Linked DNA regions of Homo sapiens: region 1 is linked to region 2. Evidence: chromatin loops called from intact Hi-C (ENCODE). Cell type or tissue: Calu3. All regions are shown on one strand. Links, peaks and the distances in the headings refer to the core of each region. The heading gives the core; the rest is flanking DNA.

The links. Peaks named below come from ENCODE experiments on the same cell type or tissue, not always from the same donor. Only the 100,000 strongest peaks of a DNase experiment are listed, where the experiment ranks them.
Region 1: a loop joins it to region 2, with 4 times the contacts of the local background. A loop is called at or near these places in 5 of 110 quality-filtered maps.

What each region holds. Positions count from the first base shown.
Region 1 is chr4:153,782,389-153,786,789 of GRCh38, reverse strand. It overlaps SFRP2 (secreted frizzled related protein 2), which reads left to right. Exons shown (of 3, transcript NM_003013.3): 2 at 846-926. Among named protein-coding and RNA genes, the nearest start is that of SFRP2, 4.5 kb to the left of the region's middle. In Calu3, for the core only: no CTCF peak of the experiment used is centred there; no DNase peak of the experiment used is centred there.
Region 2 is chr4:154,042,712-154,047,112 of GRCh38, reverse strand. The region is part of intron 9 of LOC101927947 (a long non-coding RNA gene); the gene reads right to left. Among named protein-coding and RNA genes, the nearest start is that of SFRP2, 260 kb to the right of the region's middle. In Calu3, for the core only: no CTCF peak of the experiment used is centred there; a DNase peak (open chromatin) is centred at 2,732.

The DNA of each region.
Region 1 (4,401 bases), core at 221-4,220, 260 kb after region 2:
AATCCCTAAGTTTGATCAGACCACTAAACCATTTTTGCTTCGTCTTTGATTAGCTTCAGAAACAGGTTTATTTATTTGTTTGTTTTGAGAGTTTGAAACAGGCACAGAAGGGCAAGAAGAACCTGTACCAGGGAGCTTGCAGATAACAATGAAATGAATGCTGCCTAACTCAAGCACAATCTTGGCAGAGGCACAAGGTGACACAGAACCACTTAGAGCAGGCTGTTGTAATTAGTGAGATGTGTTTTCAAGGTGGAAACAGCCCACATGTGGAACGCTAGCCAGTCACCCCTCCCAGTCCAGACTTGGCCCCCCTGAGATACAGAGCTCTGCCGAGTAGAGCCAACTACACTGGTGTCCTGTGGCTGAGAAAGACAATCTTTTGTCTATATTTTCTAGTTACCAGTTTTCCCAAATTCCTCAAGTATCTTTGGTTCTTTGGGTGCTTTCTCCTTCAAAAGGCCTTGGGAATAACTTTTTCAGACTGAATTTCCCAGAGGTTGGGAGGATGAGCTGAAAAGCTGCACCCTGTCTCAGTTAACTATAACTACATACACTTGTATACTCTGCCCACAACTCCCTTTTGAGAGTCATAATTTATTAAACACAACAACATATAGGCATTCTCATTTTGCTCCCACCACCCCTCCCCCCCAAAAAAATTGGGAAGCATGGGAAAACTTTCTTAGGATTGAGTGTTCCTGCTTTTATAGAGGAGGCAGAAGCTGAGGTTAAATAGGACAATTGCTACTTTTGTCTGGATAAGTCCCTTTGAGTTGTTTACAAACGCCACCTACTGTTCTCTTTTAAGCAAACTTACTAAAGACTGTTTTTCACATTTCTAGCTCCAAAGGTATGTGAAGCCTGCAAAAATAAAAATGATGATGACAACGACATAATGGAAACGCTTTGTAAAAATGATTTTGGTAAGTAATACAACAACAACAACAGATTTCACATTCAGAAGTTTTATTTACCAGTAAAACTTCAAGGTGCAAATCATTATGATGTTGCTAGATAAAGGTTGGGTAAAACACCATTATAGCTCATGTATCCCAAAATCATCTAACTTGATCTATCCTAGTTTCCTCCTTATGTAACTGTCTAGCATTGAGTTGTATCTTGTTAGGTGAGACTCATTGTTCTGTTAAGCCAATAATCAAATAATGAAAATTATTCAGATTATCAATTTCCAGTGGCACATTTTAAATCCCTTTTTTTTTTTTTTTTTTTTTGCCGACAGGCATAATCCCGAGTTCTATTTTCTTTTGATTACTTAACATGTGCACCAGGGATGGAAGTGTAAATATTAGCCCCAGCCAAACAGATTCAAGGCTTTAAATTGGCCACAAATAAAAATATTTTTACTTTCTTTATAACCCATAATGATTTTAAACCTCTGTGTTCTACCATTAGTGAATATATCCAAGGCACTGATTAATAATTTGTCAAGGAGGGGTTCCTTAAGTTGAAAAAGAAGAGTGGCTTACTGAGAAGACACCTAACATGGAACACCTAACAACCTTAAAACACCATCTTAAAATCCCTTTTAAAAGGTTTTTGTAAATTTTGTATGACTAAGTCTAGACACATTTGCCACAGTTTCGAAAATAGTTTTAAAAAGGAAAAAAAAAGCTTAGAAATTTACTTTAGCAAGATACATGATAGATCACATGGTGTTTGGGGACAATAAAAAACACATGTGATATGTTCCATAAGTTGCAAGTCACTCCCCTGAAGACAGGATTATAAGGGGAAAGAGAGCTGGGGCTTTGTCTACATGGAACTCTACCAGCACCTCATCTGCTGACTTCAGGGCTCTCAGGTCAGAAGAGGAGCCCAGCTAGACACAGGATCAATGCTAAATTCAGAGTTGGGAATGACCAGGAACTTCACCCAGAGGCATTCTTGCTTTTATCCTTTTCCAAGGGCAGGTACCTTTTGGTGTGTTGGAATTATTGGTACCTTTTAAAAAAGTATTTATTCAGGCACAAGGCTGAACTTACTCATAAGCAGATATGTTCCCTGCTCTGTCAATCAATAATGGAGTCTAATAGACCCATATTAACACTTCTACATATTCAACATAGTCCTCGAGACTGAGGGAAATCACTCCAGCTCTCACTCTCCTTACCTTGCCATCCCAGAAATCTCAGGCCTGGTCAGGTCCCTAAAACTCTGGAACCATCCAATCCCTGCTCTTTGACAACTCCAGGTCTCTTCCAGAAAGTGTCCTGGGTTTAACTCTGACTGGTCCCAGAACTACCATAGTCCCGGTGTTGGGAAAGGCTTCACACTGCTGAGGAAAGAGAAAGAAGGGAGGTAGCTCAAAGTCCTTAGCAACTTTTCCCCTCAGGAGGAGCCACAAATGGGGCTGACGGGGTTTCATATGCCTGTTTTCAAATGTATACAACCCTCAAACTGGCTAAGAGCCAGGCATGTTAGCAGCAGATAATTCCAAATCACCAGAGCCTTACCAAAACACAGTTCTCAGCCCCCATGCTACATCACTTCATTAAGGGCAAGATAGAAAAATATCATTTTATAAAATTTCTATTAAAAAGCCTATAAAATATCATGTTCTTCTGGCAGTTTATATCCTTTGCACTGCACATAAAACAGATCCTTCCTGACTTCCATGAAAAGTTGATTGTTACACTGTGGAGCTCCATAACAATTGGCTTTGGGAAACATGCACACACACCTATTACTTGCTTGCTTTGTGGCTGACCTTACAGAAGACCCCCTTTCTAAGGATGCCCTATCAAGACATGAGCCAAAACATGGATGCCTGTGTGCCTTAGTGTGCTCCCTCCTTACAGAGAGAAAGCCTTTCAAAACAACACAGAAGTTATCACACTTAAGGTATCACATGCATAGATACCTCACAAGCTTTGTTTTCTATTTCTTCACTCTTTTTGACCCATAGAGGGATAATGAAGCAGAATTTTAAGAACTGCATCATAAGATTATTGGTTTATAAGCACTATTCCATCTTGCCTCTGTTCTTTGTGAATAATGGAAAAGTAGGAGGAACAAGCATAGAAATCTGATTTATTTGACTTGACTACTCTGGGAAGGCATCACCTCTTCCCTACTGTGCTCCTGAAGTACAAGGGAAATTCAGTGGTGCAAGTACTGGTGAATAAAAAATGGTTCAGAACTACCTTCCTATATATACAACCTATTGTAGGACCAGAAAGTATCATCACCTCTGCCTGCGATCACATCCTGCATCCTCAGTCACATCCTCCAGGACAGGAAAGGTTATGTGGGGGATTCAATTCTCTCTGTTTGGGCCTAGCTGAAAATCCAGGGAGAAAATCCCTAATGTTTTCTCATGATAAACATTTGCAAAATTAGTTATTTTAGAGCTAGACAAAGATGACTAAAAAATCTTCCTCCTGGTTAAAAGTGATGGTTTTTTCTGATGTTTGGAGCTTGAGAATGTTTCATTTGGCCAGGTGAAATCTTATATATGCCCTACCTGTACTACAGACAAGGCTCCCAGGTAAAGTGTAATCAGTCCATTTCTCCCACCATGGTGAGGTCTATCCAACACCCTACTCCCAATGCAGAGGACACAAAAGCATGAAACATTTCCACAAGTATGGCTTATTCCACGACTTGAGTCTCAAAAACTGAGAATTCAGTACCACAGTTCAGATGCATATCATACCAGACAAAACCATGGTTGGCCAAGTCATAGCATTTTTGATTTACCTGCTAGAGATTCTATAATTTCCTGGTTGACTAGAAAGCCATACTCAGTCAAATTCCCATTCTGATATTTAAAAAAAAAAAAAAGAAAATCTCAAAAACAGTTGTACGCAACACAGAAAAATCTTCCTCTATTACTAATTTAAACATAGATTAAACTCCATCAAAGTCAGGAAGTCATACTTACACATCATCTATACAGAATAGCTGTCAGGGGCACACAGGGTCTTAGGACACATTGCAGCTGGGCAAGTTTATGCTGCAACCACTACAAAAACATGGACATTGCCTCAAGACACCACAGTGGTATTACAGGAGGAGGTTTGGCAACTGGAGTTCTAGCAAACAACCTAAACTGGGTGACCTCATGCAAGTCACTAAACTTCTCTGGATTTAAGATTCTTTGTGTATTAACAAGCAATTTTAATGGGATGATCCCTTCTAACCTTAAAATTCTATTCTTTTCCTGCTTTCATGGAGTCTTGAAATTTAATTCCAGCATACACGTTTGTAGGGCTTTCTTTCCCAGAGCATACTGTTCATGACTATAAAACGTGTCCTTTATAGTAAACCACTTACTTTTGGTCTTCGCATTCTAACGAGTCTACATATACATTTTGGAAACAGTACATATATGATCCGTAAACGCCTTGGCCTTGGACTGGCAAATGAGAGCATATA
Region 2 (4,401 bases), core at 329-4,328:
CCCTGGCCTCTGGCCCTTCAGCATCTCCCAGACACTAGAGTCCTTGCCCGGGCTGCTCCCTCTGCGAGGTGGCCCATTCCCTAGTGAGCTTTGACACTCATTCCTTCGCCTCCTCCAGCCCTTTGCTCAAACATCGCCTTCTCATGGAGCAGTTTTCTGGCCAACTTATTTAAATGTTCAATTCCCTCCCTTATCCCTAGACACTTCTTGTCGCCTTCCCTAATTTATTTTTTTCCCAGAGTAATTATTATCATCTAGCATATCACATATTTTACTCATTTACTTCTTTTATTTTCCATTTCACTCATCTTAAATGTAGGCTTCATGAGGGAAAGAATTTCTTTCTTTTTTTTGAGACAAGGTCTCACTCTGTCATCCAGGCTGGAGTGCAGTGGTGTGATCACACCTCACTGCAGCCTCAACCTCTTAGGTTCAAGTGATTCTCCCACCTCACCCTCCTGAGTAACTGGGACTAAATGCATGTGCCACCACACCGGCTAATTTTTTATTTTTTATAGAGGTGGCATCTCACTATGTTGCCCAGGCTGGTCTTGAACTCCTAGGCTCAAGTGATCCTCCTGCATTGGCCTCCCAAAGTGAAGAATTTCTTTTTTCTTTATTTTTTTCTGCTGAAACCCTTGGACTTAGAAAAATCCTTGGCACATCATAGGCTTTCAGTAAATATTAGTTAGATAAATAAGGCTGGGTAATTTATTAGAGAAGCTTCAAAGTTAATATCTGTAAGTTTTATATCTCAGGCTGGTTAGACTCCCAATAAAGCACTTTCCCTAACTCCGGCAGAGTGGTGAAGCCCTGGCTATCCAGTGAGTTCTGGGAATCCACTGGAAAAAGAGGGCTGAGTCCTCACTACAAAGTGCACATCATTCACTTAATTCTCAATTGTGCCAGACACCCTCTGTTTTAGTGTCCCCAGAGACCTCCCATCTTTGGTTGGATAGGAGAAGGACAGTCTTCTGGCTGAGTGTGGTGGGAGAAGGAACCCAGAGGTCAATGGCGTTTGAAACAGACTTTCAGCCAATCTTCCACATTTTAGGTGCATCTCACTCCCACTTCAGAGGTACCCTGTGTTGTCAGCTCCTGAGGCACTGGTGGACTCTGCAGTCTAGGTTTTGCTGATGCCTAAGTTCCCCTGTTACCTATTAATATTCCCTTTTCTATAAATCCTTTACCACTCACTCAATTGCTTTTCAGACTCCTAAGTTTTATTGCTGTTTTATCCCCACTATTCTTCCCTTCCTTGTGAGCATATGCCTTTAACAAATCCTTTCGCTGTTATTTAATTGAGATTTCAGGAGAGGATGGCATAGATGTGTGATCATCCCATCATCTTCACTACAGATGTCCCATGCTTACTATCATTTGGGGTCTTATGGATCAATACATTGATCCATTGTGTATTCTGTGTGTCTACTGAGTTTTTAACTTGAACTTTAGGAGAAACTATGTTCCAAATTATACTTAAATTATGACTGGCCACATTTCCATTTATGAGTAACACCTCACAATTGAAGATTGCTTTAAGTTGCATGGGCATTTTTGAATTCACCTAACTTAATCCTGTGAGGTAAATGAAGATCTGAGACTCAGAAAAATTGCCACAATATACCCAAGACCAACACAGCCAGTCAGTGGTGGGCCTAGCTCTCGAACATGTCTTCTGGCTTCTGACTAAACCATGTGGTCTCTCTTTGTCATGTTGCCTTTCTTCCTACAAAGAAGACAAATTAGGAAAATGTGTTTCTTTTCATAAATGTGACACAGCACAGAAAGCTTGCTGAAAAAATAGTCACATTCCTGAAACAATCTTGGAAGCCTCCCCACTCTGGTCTTGTGCAGGGAACATGTTTTGCTAGCCCATCAGGCTGGCCACATCTCTCCAGGCTTGCTGGTCTAGAATGCATTGTTGGTACCACCTCTCCCACTTTGGGGCCTATTGATAATATGTCTTAAGCTGAAAATCTTTCCTCTTGATCTCTGAGGTCCTTCCTTGGTCTCAGTACCTTCTGAAATCCCACAGAAAGCTTCTCCCCCCAGTCCCCATGATGCTCTCACATCTTTGCTCCCTCAAGGAGATCTGCACATCTGTTTCCCATGATTGTGAACTATGAGAAGTTGTCAGGGCCTTTCAATCAGTATAACAGCCTATAAAAGCTCGCTGTATTTTCAGTTTTACTAAATATTTCTATAATTCAAAAATTATGGAAATGGATAACGTTTCTCTTCTTTGGGAATATATTTAACAGCTGTGTGTGCACCAGATGCAAATGAATATATAGAAATAAATTGTGCATTTTATAGACTGCACTTCATATTAACTTGCTTCCCCTTCGGATACCTCAGGCCATGCTCCTGCCAGAATGCCGAAGACACTGGAGCACTTTCCAGGGGGCTGTCTGTTTCTTAGTTCCATGGAGAGAACAGGTAAGGTTCCACCCAAGCAATCTATGAATAAAAGCACAACTCCTCCTGCCTAAGCCAGTGTTTCTTGAGCTGAGGAGCAAATTGCAAAAGGTAGGTCTGACATTAGGAATTGTGTAAAATTGGTTAAGTTCTACCTCCCTAACTGTAGTTCACAGTTAGAGAATGGAACTATTTATCCAGCAGAATTTACTCAAGATTAAATGTGACCACTTAGGTTCCCGGCAGATAGATCAATAACTATGTGGTGTGCAGCGGTCATGCTTTTTTTGATTGCCCAACCTCTGAATCAGAAGTGGAAAAGCCAGTCTTTGCTCTTCCTAACATCTGGCAACTACTATGCAGACACAGGATTTGAAAAAGCGCCAATTGGTTATCTAGCCCAGGACTTTACATTTGAAGAAGTGATAAAACAAACAAGCAAACAAACAAGGGCAGTTGCAGAATTCCATTTGGTAGAGCAGTGGCCTCCAGGGTCCTGGCCACGGGGTGGAGTCTAGTGTCCTCCAGCAGTGGCTGTGGCTTCTGACCAGCCCATCTCTACTTGCATCCCTCTGAGCTTCCTTTTCCATTTCTGAGTCAGTTTTGCTGGCCTTCCCACCCTTCTGTGAACTACCCAGCAGCCCCTTGATAAGTTCATTTTTGGATTAGGATAACTTAAAATAGGCAAATTCTCATTTAGGATTGAGAACACTGATTGTTAGGAAATATAATTTTACTTGCTTTCTAGAGTTTTGGGACTCCTTCCATGTGCATCACAGAACATTATAGAGACCAGAGACATAGGCTGTATGAACTGGGTACACCTTCTCATAACCTCCCTACTGTTCTAGTCCTCATGCTCCCAATTATCCGGCTTATGAAGGCAAGATCCAGGCTGGGGAATGACCCCAAACAGTCAGGGGTCATCGTAACAATTGGGGTTGCCTGGATCCAACTGTGACTGGGGATTTTTTAAGAATCCTGTGATTAATAAAGGTTGGAGGAATACTCAGGAGACCATCGGAGGGAAAAACCACAGTTCCCATGGCCGGGTGTCCCAGACAAATGGGAATACACAGAAGGGCTCCCGCTATCAGCCCTGCATCATCAGCAGCCACTCCAGTTCCCGAGAGAGATAAGCGAGAACTCAATTGGTGATTTCACTCTGCCAATTTCTAGAGCTATGCTTCACATGAGGAGACAATACACACTTCCGTCCTACAACTGCCTTGAGTGAAATCCCAGCTCTGCCACTTACCACCAATAGGGCTTTGGGCAAGTTATTCAAAGTCTCAGTGTTCTTATTTCCACATTGTGAAATGGGGATAATAATGGCAGCTACTTCATAAAGCCGTTGTGAGGAGTAAATAAGTCCAAACATTTCAAGGTCTTAAAACAGGGCCCGGCCCAGCATAGGCACTCAGTATTTATTAATGGTAGTATTATTTTTTTAAAAAATGCTAGTTGCCAAATAAATGGTGCTTGTAGCCTAAGGAGAATGAGTAAAGTAACTGAAGTTACCTTACAAGATTACTTTAAAGTCATTACAAGAACTACTAACTGTCGTATAATGGCCTGCATCTCACAAAGAACTTTTTTTTTTTACAAGACTCGTAGTTAAGAGTGTCAGTCATGGCATCAGACGAACTCAGGCTCAAATCCAAATCTTTTACTTCGTAGTCAGGTGAATCTGGGCAACCCCTAAGCCTCAGTTTACACATCTATGGTACAAGGTTAATAATATTTCTCTCTTGGGCCTATGTTGAGGACTAAATTAGATAATAGGCACAAACAGCTTTACTCAGTGTCTGACACATGGGAAGCACCCACTAAATGATTGTCATCATTTTCACAACAATTCTGTGAGGCCCTAGGTTTTTAATTCTCATTTTCAAGATGAGGACCTTAAGGCTCAGAAGAGAATAGTAACTTCTCCAAGATCTTGTTGTCTGTAAAAGACGGAAAACGGGCCACGCGCAG